Linked DNA regions of Homo sapiens: regions 1, 3 and 4 are each linked to region 2. Evidence: chromatin contacts called from ENCODE Hi-C or POLR2A ChIA-PET data. All regions are on one chromosome and are shown on one strand. Each heading gives the region's core, a stretch centred on a gene start or an enhancer-like site at or near the end of the contact. The rest is flanking DNA. Distances are from core to core; before and after follow the strand shown.

Region 1 (3,339 bases), core at 318-2,817, 56 kb after region 2:
TAAATAAAACAATGATATTTTTTGATGTGAGACTATAACTAAAAAGGATTTTGTAAATCTGTATTTACGAACAAGAAAAGTTGATGGTTAGAAAAAAACAGAATACAGACTAGTTTACAGAGTAAATGACAATTAAATTAAAGTGGTATATGCAGGTATATCTACCATAGGAAGATGATTAGAAAGATGCTTCCAAAATGTATAACAGTATCTTTGGGGAGAGAATTTGGCTGTTCTTTACTTCCTGCTGTGGATTTTTCTGTAATTTTTTTCTTTCTATAAGTATATACCATTTTTACTTAAAAACAGAAAGGAAAGAAAGAGAGAAAGAAGGAAAAAGGCTATGTTTCCAAATAGAATATTAACCTACGAAAAGAAATACCTTCTGTTGTATTTAAAACTAGCATGTCAACCCCCTAAAATTGACTGTAGTATTTAATTTAAAAAAAATCAGGAACAGGCAAGAAAGAAAGAACATATATCTCCCAACTACAGCACTACCTACTTGTTAACATTTTTCACAAGAATCTCCATGGCCTAAAATAAAATTGTTTCTCCCGTCATTTCGGCTATGAGTTTCCTAAGAAGTTCTATACAGGAGGCACAGAGATATCATGCTAGTCTCAATCAAAATGTTCCAGACACATGAGACTAAATATAAAGGGTTAATAGTAATAAGAGGTTATACATGCAGAAGGAAATCCATACCCTCATTTTTAGGTAATGAATATCCAAATACAATGCAGACAGCCTGCAAGACCCTAAAACCTTTTTTAAAGAATATATGATAGTCATAACTTACTAGAAAATATGGTAAAACTGTTACTATATTATGGAGACTTTTAGCCCAAACAAATAGGTCATTTACTACCACTACAAGTCAGGATAAATATTTTGCAATCTTATCCCAGCTGTGCATGCTTACTCTATGTGGAAGGAAAATTATATTTATTAGCACTTTGCCCCAATATGATCAACGCATTTAAAAGATGCTGACTTTTAAACTGTTAGCCTTCAAAATTAGTCTGCATTTCCCATCTATTAGTAAATGGCATAATACTATTCTTAGGAAAAGCTGGCCTGGACAAGTAGTGGAAAACAAAAACGAATGAACAAACAAAAAATAAGGAAATGGACAGATCTATGGTTAAACAGTTCTTCAGGAAAAAAAAAAAAAAGCATTGCAAATCTAATTGCTATTCCAGAAAAACAAGGGTTTCTTCAGTTTCTCTGGCATTGTTCCAAATTCATCCAGCAAAGTTATTTAAGTAAAGGACTGACCATAACTGCGTATGTGAGGGTTCTGTTCATTTGCCAGAGGAAAGAGAAAGATACAATAAGCATAAACTCAGCAGGAAAATTCAGTGATCAGAAAGGAGAACACCAAATAAAAAGGCAACTGCTTCTGGCAAGATGGAGTTGTTTTCTTTATATAGTTTCTATTCAACTTCAAGGCAGTTCAAATGATCTGCCCACAATCTTGGACAATGTGCCTTCGTTTAAAGTTAGTCAACTGGCCTCCTGGCGAAGAAAATTTAACTTCATGACTGCCGCAAAATGCCAATGGGACTGCTGGCAGAAGTATTCTGTATTTCGAGTTCAAATAGTAATAGGGTTTACTACACTGCGAGCCAGGATCACAAAATATAAATGGAGAAACCAGCCAGGTTAGATGCTTGGGAAATGTCTTTTGTGTTTGTTGAAGTCTGCCTAGCAACTACTGGCAATTTTTGAAAGCACGTTCATCCTGGAAAAATAAATACCTGCCAAAATGCCAATCTGGTTCTAATTGCATACCTTTTCCCTCTTTTTTTTTTTTTTTTTTTTTTTTTTTTTGAGATGGAGTCTCGCTCTGTCGCCCAGGCTGGAGCGCAGTGGCGCGATCTCGGCTCACTGCAAGCTCCGCCTCCCGGGTTCACCATTCTCCTGCCTCAGCCTCCCGAGTAGCTGGGACTACAGGCGCCCACCACCACACCCAGCTAATTTTTTGTATTTTTAATAGAGACAAAGTTTCACCGAGTTAGTCAGGATGGTCTCGATCTCCTGACCTCGTGATCCACCCACCTCGGTCTCCCAAAGTGCTGGGATTACAGGCGTGAGCCACCGCGCCTGGCCACCTTTTCCCTCTTTAAAACATATCATGAGCTTCCCTACTTTGACCTAGGGTACTACAAAGTGTAAGAAAGAGGGTGTGTATTGGTGGGGCGGGGAGTTCTTTCTGTCCATATAAAGAAAATTTTTTTTGTTTAGACACAGACTAAACCTTTTAGAATGTGAACATAATACTATTTGATGACCTTTTATTGTTATTAAGAACCGGTATTTAAAAGTAACCCCAGCTCTGACTTAAAATATATATAGGCATACTTTTGAACATAAACTTAAAAAATCAAAATGATAGGCAAAATCTATCACTGCTTTTAACTTAAATTTTTAATCAAAAAGGCACAGTAGAAATATTATGAGATTTCAAATAACTTTACATGAAAGGTTATTTTTTTCTTTTTATAAGCTTGCCCTTCCTGACAACGTTGGCCAAATTAAATTCAATTCAATTTTCGAAGCTTAAGAACATTTAAAAAGTTAAAACAAGAAAATACTTATCCTTATCTAGTTTTTTCGATCACTCTAACGTGGCCCTAGATGTACAATTCCATGGAGCCTAAAGGGAGCCAGCTGTGGAATTGCCACAAGGCACGTATAGGATACACATGCCTTAAACAAAAACCAGAGACTTCCCAGGCACGGGGACGGGTGGAGTTCTGTTTCTGTGCTGCACAGACTAACAGGAGAAAAGGATCGATTGTTTTAGGGAGTTGACTCAAAAGAGCTAAACTGTCTTCCTTACACAACTTCTGGGTCTCAGGTAGAAGAATCGGGGCCAGGCACACAGGGAGTGGTAGCCAGGCAAACCTGGCCAAGTCAGTCAAAGTCTTTGAGCCAATTTTCTTTCTCTAAAATAAGAATAAAGCCACGCGGTTTCCCTGAGAATTGAGAGATCTCTTCTGTAGCAAGTGCCCTAGTATGATGCTTAAAACATTATAGGTACTTGGGAAAGAGTAGCTATGTGTTGTAACTGGTGCTACTGTAATAATTATTAGCAATAATAATATTCTAAAGGCCAGATAACCACCTTATCTAACTCAGCTGGGAGAAATTCATGGAGGACTGACAGGTATATATCTCATCGTAGATATTCCAAAAAAATTTCTAACTTTTTTAGAACTGATTTAAGTCATATTAGCACACAATAGAAAGCAAACTATATTATTTCCTATACTGACACATAACAGGAAACAACCATATTTCAGCAGGGTAGGTGCTGTTGAGGACATATTC
Region 2 (3,081 bases), core at 67-2,566:
ATGGGGAGAAGGGGCAGCAAATACGAAACTAAACAGCAGCAATAACAATGCCAGACCATGATGGATAATTGCAGCTCAGACTGCAATTATTTTTTAATTGTTTGATGGTATTTGTCATTACATCCTGACAACTACATGCATCTGCATTCTTCTAATGAAATATACTCCACAAAGTTTGTTGAGACTAAGGTCATACTTTAAAAACTATCCATAAAAATATATATTGGCAGGTCACATTTGAAAACACTATGTAATCCAGGGAGAAAACTAGGGAGGCCTTTAGTTTCATTTCTGAACATCTATGCACTGGGTAGTGTCCCATAGGGTAAAACCAGGCAAGGGAAACACTCAGCCTAAAAGAGAAATCTAGTGGGTTCTTTGCTGTCTGATAGATGAAGACAAGCAGCACTCGAGACCTGAAATCTAAGGTTCATATCATACTGGAGGGAAAAAAAAAACCAGCTATTAAATCTGTGTAGTACATAAAAAAGAACCCTGAAATATAAACAATAGAAATTTATGTGTTAAAAACATGTGAAGAGTTACCATGACTCATGGATATCAATCGAATAAGCATCCTTGAAATCACAGGTTGCTATATCTTTCATAATTACATTTCTATCATAATGTTAATAGTTAATATTTTTCTGTTGTTGGATAAAAACTATAATTTTTAATTATGAAAATCCTCCTGAAAGACTGCTACTTAACAAACATTTTGGGACAAAAGTGTTAAGAATAAAGGTTAGTTTTCTCCCCAGCAAACCTGCAGTAATTCCATAATCTCAGTTATCAAAACCACCTATTTCTTGCCCTCTCACAATTTACCTTTCTTGGATTTGGCTCCGATCTTCAGTTTTGATGGCCAAGCAATCTGCGTATTTGTTTCCTCCATGATCTGTAACAAAAATTGAGAGAAATATTGACTCAATTAAAAACTTGTATTTACAGATAAGATTTTTCACACACAAAAAAGTTTATTTTCAAGTTCCTAAGTTCATGTTCATACAAAATGATCTCATTTGAAAACAATGCAAAGAAAAAAAAAACCCTGGGGGGAAAAGAGATGTTTTTATAAGCCTTTAATCTATTAGAAATATTCAAATATATTTTGTTACTCCCAGTGTTCCTCTCCACAATGCTTCAGAATTTTAACATAGACACAAACCAAAAAGTACATGAACAAGTAATTAACCCAACTTGATGCCAGAACCATCAGAGATGCTTGTGCTGAATAAAATTCCCCAAGACAATTGCCAAGGGATTGCAACACACCAAACATGATTCCTGTAATACAAAACTGCATGAGTTAGACCATACTAAATGAAGATTTTTTTCCCTGGGGGAAAAAATAACTTGCTTTGGGTGCATTTGTATTTCATTAAAACTGATGAAAACCCTCTAAACGCGACATCACGTCGTAAGACTGCATTCCCCATCATCCTTTGCCTGGTTCAGAATGGCATTTTTGCCAAAGGTCCTTCCCACTTGCACATGCAGCTAACACTGTCTAGGAGGTCTCAAGACCTGAATGAGTGGAAGCACCAGGACAAGTGAGGGAAGCAACGACTGCCCAGCAACGGAAATGGACGGTAAATAAGAAAAGAACAGGATTTAAAATGTGCGTCCTCTGTTCCTCACTAATTTTACGTGAATTACACTAGATTAATGTTTGCTCATGTAAGACAAACATAGAATTAACCAAACTAATAGAGCAAACTACTAACCAATATGCAAACAGCAAAAAAAAATCATGTATTAATTTAATCACTTGAATTAGACTGGGATAATATTTATCTTTAATATGGATTGAGAGTTCATTAAATATATTAATGGTGAAAACAACCTAAACACATCAAGGGTGCAATCAATAATAAGTACCTTTTTCTCCTCAGTACTGGCTACGTACCGGGCACAAGGAAATGGTTCACATACATCAAACTTCATGAGCCCCCTTTATCATAATATAAAAGGGCTTACAGCAGATGTTTCAGACTGTAAGCCCACAGATGCATTTTGTCTATTCATTGTAAGGTTTTTTAAAGTTTGAGCCAACATTTTTAAATCTGGGAACTTCATAGAACAATTCAGATTTCTGGTTCTCTGGAAAACTTGGCAAATTTAGCACAGACCACTCACATTCCCACATGGCAATGCTTGGCTGGCACTGAGAAACAGCTGCCCCCTTGAGTCAGGGCCAGCAGGCTCTGAGCTGCTCCCAGTCCCTACTACTTCTCTGACTGCGAGGTCAAAGGCCACTTGCCATCATCATCATGGCATTGTACTGCTCACTTGCCATTTATCATGGTGTTTGCTGTTTTTCTCAGAGCAATATTTCTCTACACTTATGTCTCTATTAAAAATTGAACAAAAGTTAAGCCCACACTGTCTTCACTAAGTCAAGGTACTGGTCTGGCCCTGAAGGCAGGTGAGCTCGTTACCTTAATCCTACAGCACCTGGCCCCGGCTGCTGCTTCTCTCATTCATGCCTGTCTCTGCTAATGTGTTTACTGTTTGCACCATTAACTTGGTTAGTTAAGTCTAAACCACTAGTAAAAAAGAAAAAATGTTATCTTTCTCAACTCCCTCTGCATCAGCCATGATGCCACCCCAAAAACATGCCCAGCAGGCTCCCCTTCTGAGTCCCTGCATTCACTATTATCTCTTCCTCAGAATTTCCTGTCCCAGCCCCTTCTCATGCTCAGACTTCAGCTGCCATCTTGTCCAACTCCCCATCCTTTTCTACTCTCACACCAACCCAACCACAATTATTTTTCCCACCTCACTGTGTTTATTTCCCTCCTAACCCTTATTGCAAGTGGAAATCCTCTTATTTTCTGAACTTACTTATTTACAACCTGTTTCTGCAAAACAGAAACTAAGTTCTCTGCCCTGTATACAGCAGGCCCCGGATTTAACTAGTTTCAGAATTTTCCCCTAAGTTACTTAAGACTCTCAAAGAGATAAGATAGAAAAATAAGGCTGCATGCAGTAGCTCATGCCTATAATCCCAGCACTTTGGGAGACTGAGGCAGGAGGATTGCTTGAGGCCAGGAGTTTGTGACCAGCCTGGACAATATA
Region 3 (3,099 bases), core at 331-2,830, 54 kb before region 2:
CTCAATTAGGAGTGCATTTTCCAGTAGAAACATAGAAACATGATAATAGTTGGGTAGATAAATTGGTACTATATTTAACCATAACGTCAAATACTCGTCCTATAGAAAATGTGTTACGATTTCATAGAACTCATTGACAGCTTTATTTCATAGAGGAGAAATGTTCACATACTCATGAACAAATACAAATCCACAGAACATTATATAAAAGTAGTTTAACATTCAACAAGGTGGCTGATTTCATGCCTGAGCCACAGACTTGGTCTCATTATTTTATATACAGTCCTTGTATATTCTAAAGTCTTGTAGCGGGTTACACGATAAGTCCTGTTCAGCATCCCGTATTATAAATTACATACGGTTACTTCTCTGCACAATAAAAGGGCTTTGTTATTAGAGTAACTAAGAAATTAAAGCAGTGAGACAATAATTGAATTTTTAAAAATGTTAGCACCAATGAAAATTATTTGAAAATAGCATACAAGCATGCTTCACTATCAAAGTCTATGATATTGCTGAAATCCAACTACCAAGGAAATCATGTTATCTAAATCTACGAAGTCCCTGAGTTTTGGACAGCATAAGAGACTAGAAAGTTATCGCTTTTCTTTGTAAGACAGATCCATTATAAAAGGCATCTTAATGTTGCTAAAGTGTTCAATTGTCAATATTTGCTCAAACATGCCTTTGTTCGATATTAAACTGCTACGCTTCCTCACAAAGGAATTAACTGGTAACTTAATATGCCATTACAGTTGCTAAGGAGAAGACTCTGGCAAAAAAAAAAAAAAAAAAAAAAAAAAAAAAAAGGCTAGTAGTTGCTAAAGGGTCCTGGATCCCAAGAACTCCTTGAGAAGTGCGAGCCCATGGAAAACCCTTAGGGTGGGACCAGGACAAGAGGAAATGAGCAAACAGGACTCTTGGGTGTCCTGCTAGAAAGGGAATGGGAGGTAAACTCAGTAAACTGGTCCTAAATATAAGAGCAAGCTTAAAAATCAACAAAATGTTAATGACAAACCTTTGGGAGGCAAAGGCCAGGGACTCTAAATATTACCATGCCCCTCTCCACCCCCACACACAAAATCACAAAACAGCGAGTTTCATTTCACACAGGAATGCTTGTGGTTTCTCTAGCAAGGAGCAACGCAGTCTACGTGGAAATGCAAAAAACGGAAAAGCAAAAAAAAGCCTTTCCAGCTGGTTGGCTGGGAAAGAAGATCTATTGCCTTCTAAGATACGAAAGGGAGTATTTTTTAAAAGTCTCTATCTTGATGATGCTGGGACAGGTCATGTTACAAAAGAGCAACGTTTTTCAAAGGAATAGATACAACACATCCAGAAACAAGTGAAAATGGAACAAGCAGAGGTGTGAGGTTCCCAGGATAAGAAGAGGCAAATGTATAAAGAAATGTAAGGGACAGAATAAATAAATCCAGAGGAAAATGGGAAAAGCAAAGATGGGTGAAAACAGACATAGAACACGCAGGAGCAGAAGGAGAAAGTGAAATTATCTCACGGCAAAAACAGCAGAACTGTGAGGTGACTAATCACTAAGTAGTGGAAAATGTCCACAGGCAGTGTCTCTCAGGTTGCTCAAGAAAGCAGGTGTGGCCAATGCAGAGAAGCCTCGGCTGTAACTCTGTGGAATCAAATCCAGACTCAACCGCTGCTGGAAATAGTTTCCCAAAACCCAACTGAAATTCATCTTCCAGAATGTCATTGAAACTTAGGCCAAAAAGAAAAAAAAAATAAAAAGGAGAAAAAAAAATACAAGACAGGAATGTAATTTTAAAACACCCTTTCAAACCTAAGGTGTTTCTTCATGTGTCCATTTAGAACTGAGGGTTTTCATGAACTCTATTGCAACTTTTTCTGAAGATTTCAGACAGAAAATCCCTAAAGCAGAGGAAGCAGTACAGAGTTGCCAGAGCCCAGTGATTTCTCAGTCTCATTCAGGAAATAATTCACCAAATGTACTGTAATGTGAAATCCAACTAAATGTAAACTAAAATCACATGAAGAACTCTGGTTGTCCACCAAGGAATCAGCTCTTCTCAGTTTATAATCTGACAGCGCCACTGACTTTGGGACCATGGAAGCTGTAGCCTTTCCCCTAAGGTGACCAAAAGCAAAACAATAGCGCAGGAAATAGAAAGCAGGCTAGACACTAAACAGTGGGCCCTGGCAGTTAAAATTCCAAATCAAACCAAGTTCTTAAGACTAAATAGGAGTGTCTGTTTACCTCTGTGCATTTATACTTGATTTAAATGAAACAGTCACCAAGCCCAAAACAACTCTATGAAAACAAAAAACAAAGAAAAATCCTGTGATCTGACACAGTTGCTTTTCAAAATTTTCAGCATCAGGCTTCCACTCACCAACAGTTTTGGTTTACTAAGGAACTTTAAGAGAAACCAGATGTAACTTAAAATACAAGGACTGCAATACATACTGTAACTCATCTGGTATTAGCAACAATAAACCCCAGACCTATAAGGGGCTCACTCGCAATCTTGATCTATAAAGCTAAGGACCAATGGCATTAAGGATGCTACAAGAATAGCATTTTCACATTCAAAGTCCTTTCTCAGCCTTCCTCTGTCTTCTCAAACCATTTCTTCTTGCAGTCAGAGCTCAAGAAGAGTGTTTTACACACACACACACACACACACACATACACACCCCCCCTCACAAGTTTGTCCCTAAAGCCCATACAGTACAGAGGGCCACAGAAAGAAAATTTCTCAGCCATGCATAAGGCATCCCTGGGCTCCCCCAAGGAGACCACCCACCCCAGAAATGATGAGACACTCCTGCTCCCTGCCGTGTGAGGCATGTACTGAGCAAAGGTTGCCAACCTTTGGCAAGCTACGAAGAAATCAGAATGTAACTGCAAGAGACTTTAGACTTTTCTCCATGAGGAAACACCCACTTTAAAACAGCTGTGGATTTTCTTAATAATGTGCTACCAAAGGTACTTTAATCTTCTGTAACTGATTTTTGCAGACCCCCACATTTTCAACTTTTGGATTATCCAGTTTGCTGACAGAATTTGCTACATTCGTTCAGTCTTTCAAGTACTATTCAACTGAATCAAAA
Region 4 (3,336 bases), core at 401-2,900, 35 kb after region 2:
TTTAGAGAGATTTAAGATCACCTAGCTATGAGTTAGGAGCATCCTCCAGTCCTGGCTTCTCCAAGGAGTAGCTATTAGTTCATATAGATATGTCATCTCTCTGACACTCTATTTCCTCATAGACAAAATAAATAGACTCAAGTGAACCCTGTAGTTACTTTAAAAGGTAAATTTGATCTTTCAGAGACTGGTAATAGATGTTCAGGCTTACTTCCTCCCCTCTACCCTATTGCCTTTGCCTTTATCCAATTTCACTGTTCTTTACTAATTCCACAGAATGGTTTAAGAAAAAAGGAGCTGCCAAAAAAAAAGAGTACTTAAAAGTGTGTTTTGGTATTGGTAACACCATCCAGACCTTTGAAAGGGAAATATAAGAATTCCTTGAACCCTGAGAATTAAGGTTAAAACTACCTTCCCTAAGAATTATAAGAGTATCCAAAGACTTCTACTTTTGCTATATTTTTTTCATAATTCCAGTGAACAAATGGGACCAGACTTCATAAAATTCCCTCAAATACCTCATACCTTCACTTTAAAAAATCATTACTGTGTTCTCATAGTTTGGTAAAGAAATATCATTAATAGCTATGAGAAATTGTATATCTAAACTTACATGTCATTCTTTACAAATTAGCTTTTAAAAGGACTAAAAGGCCAAGAAGAATAAGCAAGTAGTTTCTTCTGGAGCCTACTTATATAATCTACAGAGGTACAAACACACAGTAATTAGTTTGAAAATAAAATGAAATCCTAGTTTGGTAAGTAATTTGCCTTCCTTAAAACTGTCAGTGGCACTAAATTGAAATTTTTTCCTTCTAGCTGACCAAATTGTAAGCCTCTTTCATCTAGATCATTATTGAAAAGTGAGAATAACCCATTATGTCTAATATATTTATCAAAGGAATTTAAATATTAAGTAGACAAGTTAAATAGGAGCAAATAGCTGAAATTTTTTAGTATCTTATTTAAAGTTGTTTCCAGGGAGGAACTCAAGGAAAAAACAAGTATATCCTAAATAATTCAATTAAGAAAGAGAAAAAGAGTGCCATATCAGCAATTGAATGGCTACTATGCATGGTGGGAGGGGTCATGCAAGGTAGGAGGTTTTAGGTAGATTGGTTTTCTGTCTTTAGTCCCATAAAAGGAAGGCCTCACTATTCCATTTAACAGGTGAAGAAAGAGATTCAAACACTAAGTAACTTGCCCAAGAGCATACAGCTAATAAATGCTGATTTTGTATTTCCAGCATATATACACTTGAATGAAAAATCCAAGCACTTTTATACTACATCACACTTCTTCCCACCTTCTGTGTGCTTGGATAAGGATTCAAAAATTAAAAGTCACATTCAGCAACCTATTAGAATTAAAATGCTGGCTGAAGGAAAAGAACATAATTAGGATATTGTTAAAGCAAACTAAATATGGCCTGAGAAGGACTCAGTACTTCTATATTTGAGTCCTTATAGATGAACTATAACCTAGCTTAACAGTGAGACAAAATTGAAAACCTAACTTAGTAATATGCACCTGAAACAATAGCTGAGTGTTGGCCAATCTCAGTGGCCTACTTCAACCACTCACAGTCTGCTGAATGTTCAACCTGTGTTCAAACAAGGCAAATGCCGAGCTGTAACCAATCTCACTCTTTCTGCACCTCACTTCTGAAAGTGAAAGTAGGTCATTTTACGTTTTTTTGTCTATAAATTTGTTCTGACCACAAGGCACCCCTGGAGTCTCTGAATCTGCTGTGATTCTGGGGACTGCCCGATTTGCAAATCATTCATTGCTCAATTAAGCTCCTTTAAATTTAATTTGGCTGAAGTTTTTATTTTACCAATATAATATATCAACTGCTTGGCCAGAAGTATGAGAACATAAGGAACTTGTACGTCTAGCAAGAGGGTAAACTGGATGTTCAGATGAAACCGACTATACATGTTTAAACAGAAAATATCTCAAAATGCTGAGTAAAATATAAAACCATACTTTTGCAAGGTTATAAAATTCATTAGAGATCAGAAATGATAACAAAGAAATAGACGGGTAAATTAGGGCTAGAGCCAGCATTTGCCAGCAAAATGTCCACTAATACCTGGTGGTCTACAGCGTGGGTTTTAAAAAATGTTTAAAGAATAGAAAATAAATTTCAGATCAAAACACATAAAGTCTCAGAAGATGAAATAAAATAAAACTTTCCCTTAGTGATTCACAGTGTAGATGAGTGCCTGGTTTTGCCTTGGTGAAGCAAGGGGAATGAAAAACCTCTCTCCTCTGAATTCCTAAACACAAGATTGTATTTATGCACTATTGGCGATAGAATTCATGAACAAAGCAAAACAGATTCATTTAGTTATGGCTGTATTCCCAGGCAGATAAAGACAAAAATACTCTCTGAGGCCAAGGAGTTTAAATACGGGCTTCAACAAGTACAATCAAACCACCAAAGATATGAGAGGAAAAGCCATGATTAGTGAGAGTCAACAGAAAAAGACCACTAAAATAATGCAGGCACTATAATAATATTATACAGAATACTTATGCTTAAAAACACAAGAGAAGTTATCAAAAGTATGTTAAGGGAACAAGATACTATTAAAATTGATCTTGCAGATTTCAAAAATGGTTGTTTTTGAGAGAGGTGGGAACACTGAGAATGCCCCTTTCCTGAGGCTTCGGCACACAAGACCTGACTAAAACTGAGGCTGGGAAGTGACAGACTACCAAACCACCCACTTACCCTTCCATGAACTTTTTACCAAGTAATAACAAGCAGTAGTCTACTACTGGGGAAGTGGCAATAACACAGACCCCTGTGGCACAGCTGTACAGAGCTGGCAGAAAGCCAAAGGTAGATCAGGAACACAGAAAACTGTACCACACTCCGGGACTCATATTAAGCTCAATGTAGCAGCAGCAATCCATCCACCACTGGAGAAATCTGAAGTCTGTTTGCACTCAAGGTAACTACAGCAACAGCAAAATTCAAACCCAGCTCAACTGCTGACAATACTGACTACTGACACACTCCCCTATATTAACGAACTGAAGAAACAAAAAAAGTAACCATTGTGGGTATTAATTTTATTTACCACAGACTATTGCTCTTTAACACACAATACCAATATTCAATAAAAAATTACAAGACACAAAAGTGGAGGGAAAAAAAAAACCCACAAGCCTATCATCAACAGATAGCATAGTCAAATGAAATAGACCTCAAGATGGCCCAGACTTGTAAATATCAGATAGAACTTTTAAAATAACTACAATTAATATAAGGATCTAATGAAAAATATTATCAATGTGTCTGTATAGAAAGGGAAATTTTACCAG

The links. Hi-C counts contacts between places; a loop is a spot of excess contacts on that map. ChIA-PET counts read pairs that join two places held with the same protein, here RNA polymerase II (POLR2A). Pooled maps may share reads with other maps.
Region 1: a map of mesothelial cell of epicardium shows a loop between it and region 2 (4-fold over the local background). The contact joins two enhancer-like sites. A Hi-C loop is called at or near these places in 2 of 168 maps with a recorded cell type or tissue (esophagus muscularis mucosa and mesothelial cell of epicardium) and 1 of 50 pooled maps. POLR2A ChIA-PET finds 5 or more read pairs at or near these places in 1 of 52 experiments (BJ).
Region 3: a pooled map shows a loop between it and region 2 (2.2-fold over the local background). The contact joins two enhancer-like sites. A Hi-C loop is called at or near these places in 2 of 168 maps with a recorded cell type or tissue (breast epithelium and heart left ventricle) and 3 of 50 pooled maps.
Region 4: a loop to region 2 is called in a map of IMR-90, with 2.1 times the contacts of the local background. The contact joins two enhancer-like sites. A Hi-C loop is called at or near these places in 1 of 168 maps with a recorded cell type or tissue (IMR-90). POLR2A ChIA-PET finds 5 or more read pairs at or near these places in 2 of 52 experiments (BJ and MCF 10A).

Annotation. Positions count from the first base shown.
Region 1 is chr10:58,643,904-58,647,242 of GRCh38, reverse strand. All of the region lies in intron 2 of BICC1 (BicC family RNA binding protein 1), which reads right to left. Among named protein-coding and RNA genes, the nearest start is that of BICC1, 130 kb to the right of the region's middle. Within about 2 kb of position 1,567, at least 2 of the 41 ENCODE cell types and tissues checked have a DNase peak (open chromatin) inside an H3K27ac peak, as active enhancers do.
Region 2 is chr10:58,699,891-58,702,971 of GRCh38, reverse strand. BICC1 (BicC family RNA binding protein 1) reads right to left here. Exons shown (of 21, transcript NM_001080512.3): 3 at 829-898. Among named protein-coding and RNA genes, the nearest start is that of BICC1, 190 kb to the right of the region's middle. Within about 2 kb of position 1,316, at least 3 of the 41 ENCODE cell types and tissues checked have a DNase peak (open chromatin) inside an H3K27ac peak, as active enhancers do.
Region 3 is chr10:58,754,337-58,757,435 of GRCh38, reverse strand. The region is part of intron 3 of BICC1 (BicC family RNA binding protein 1); the gene reads right to left. Among named protein-coding and RNA genes, the nearest start is that of BICC1, 240 kb to the right of the region's middle. Within about 2 kb of position 1,580, at least 7 of the 41 ENCODE cell types and tissues checked have a DNase peak (open chromatin) inside an H3K27ac peak, as active enhancers do.
Region 4 is chr10:58,664,530-58,667,865 of GRCh38, reverse strand. The region is part of intron 2 of BICC1 (BicC family RNA binding protein 1); the gene reads right to left. Among named protein-coding and RNA genes, the nearest start is that of BICC1, 150 kb to the right of the region's middle. Within about 2 kb of position 1,650, at least 6 of the 41 ENCODE cell types and tissues checked have a DNase peak (open chromatin) inside an H3K27ac peak, as active enhancers do.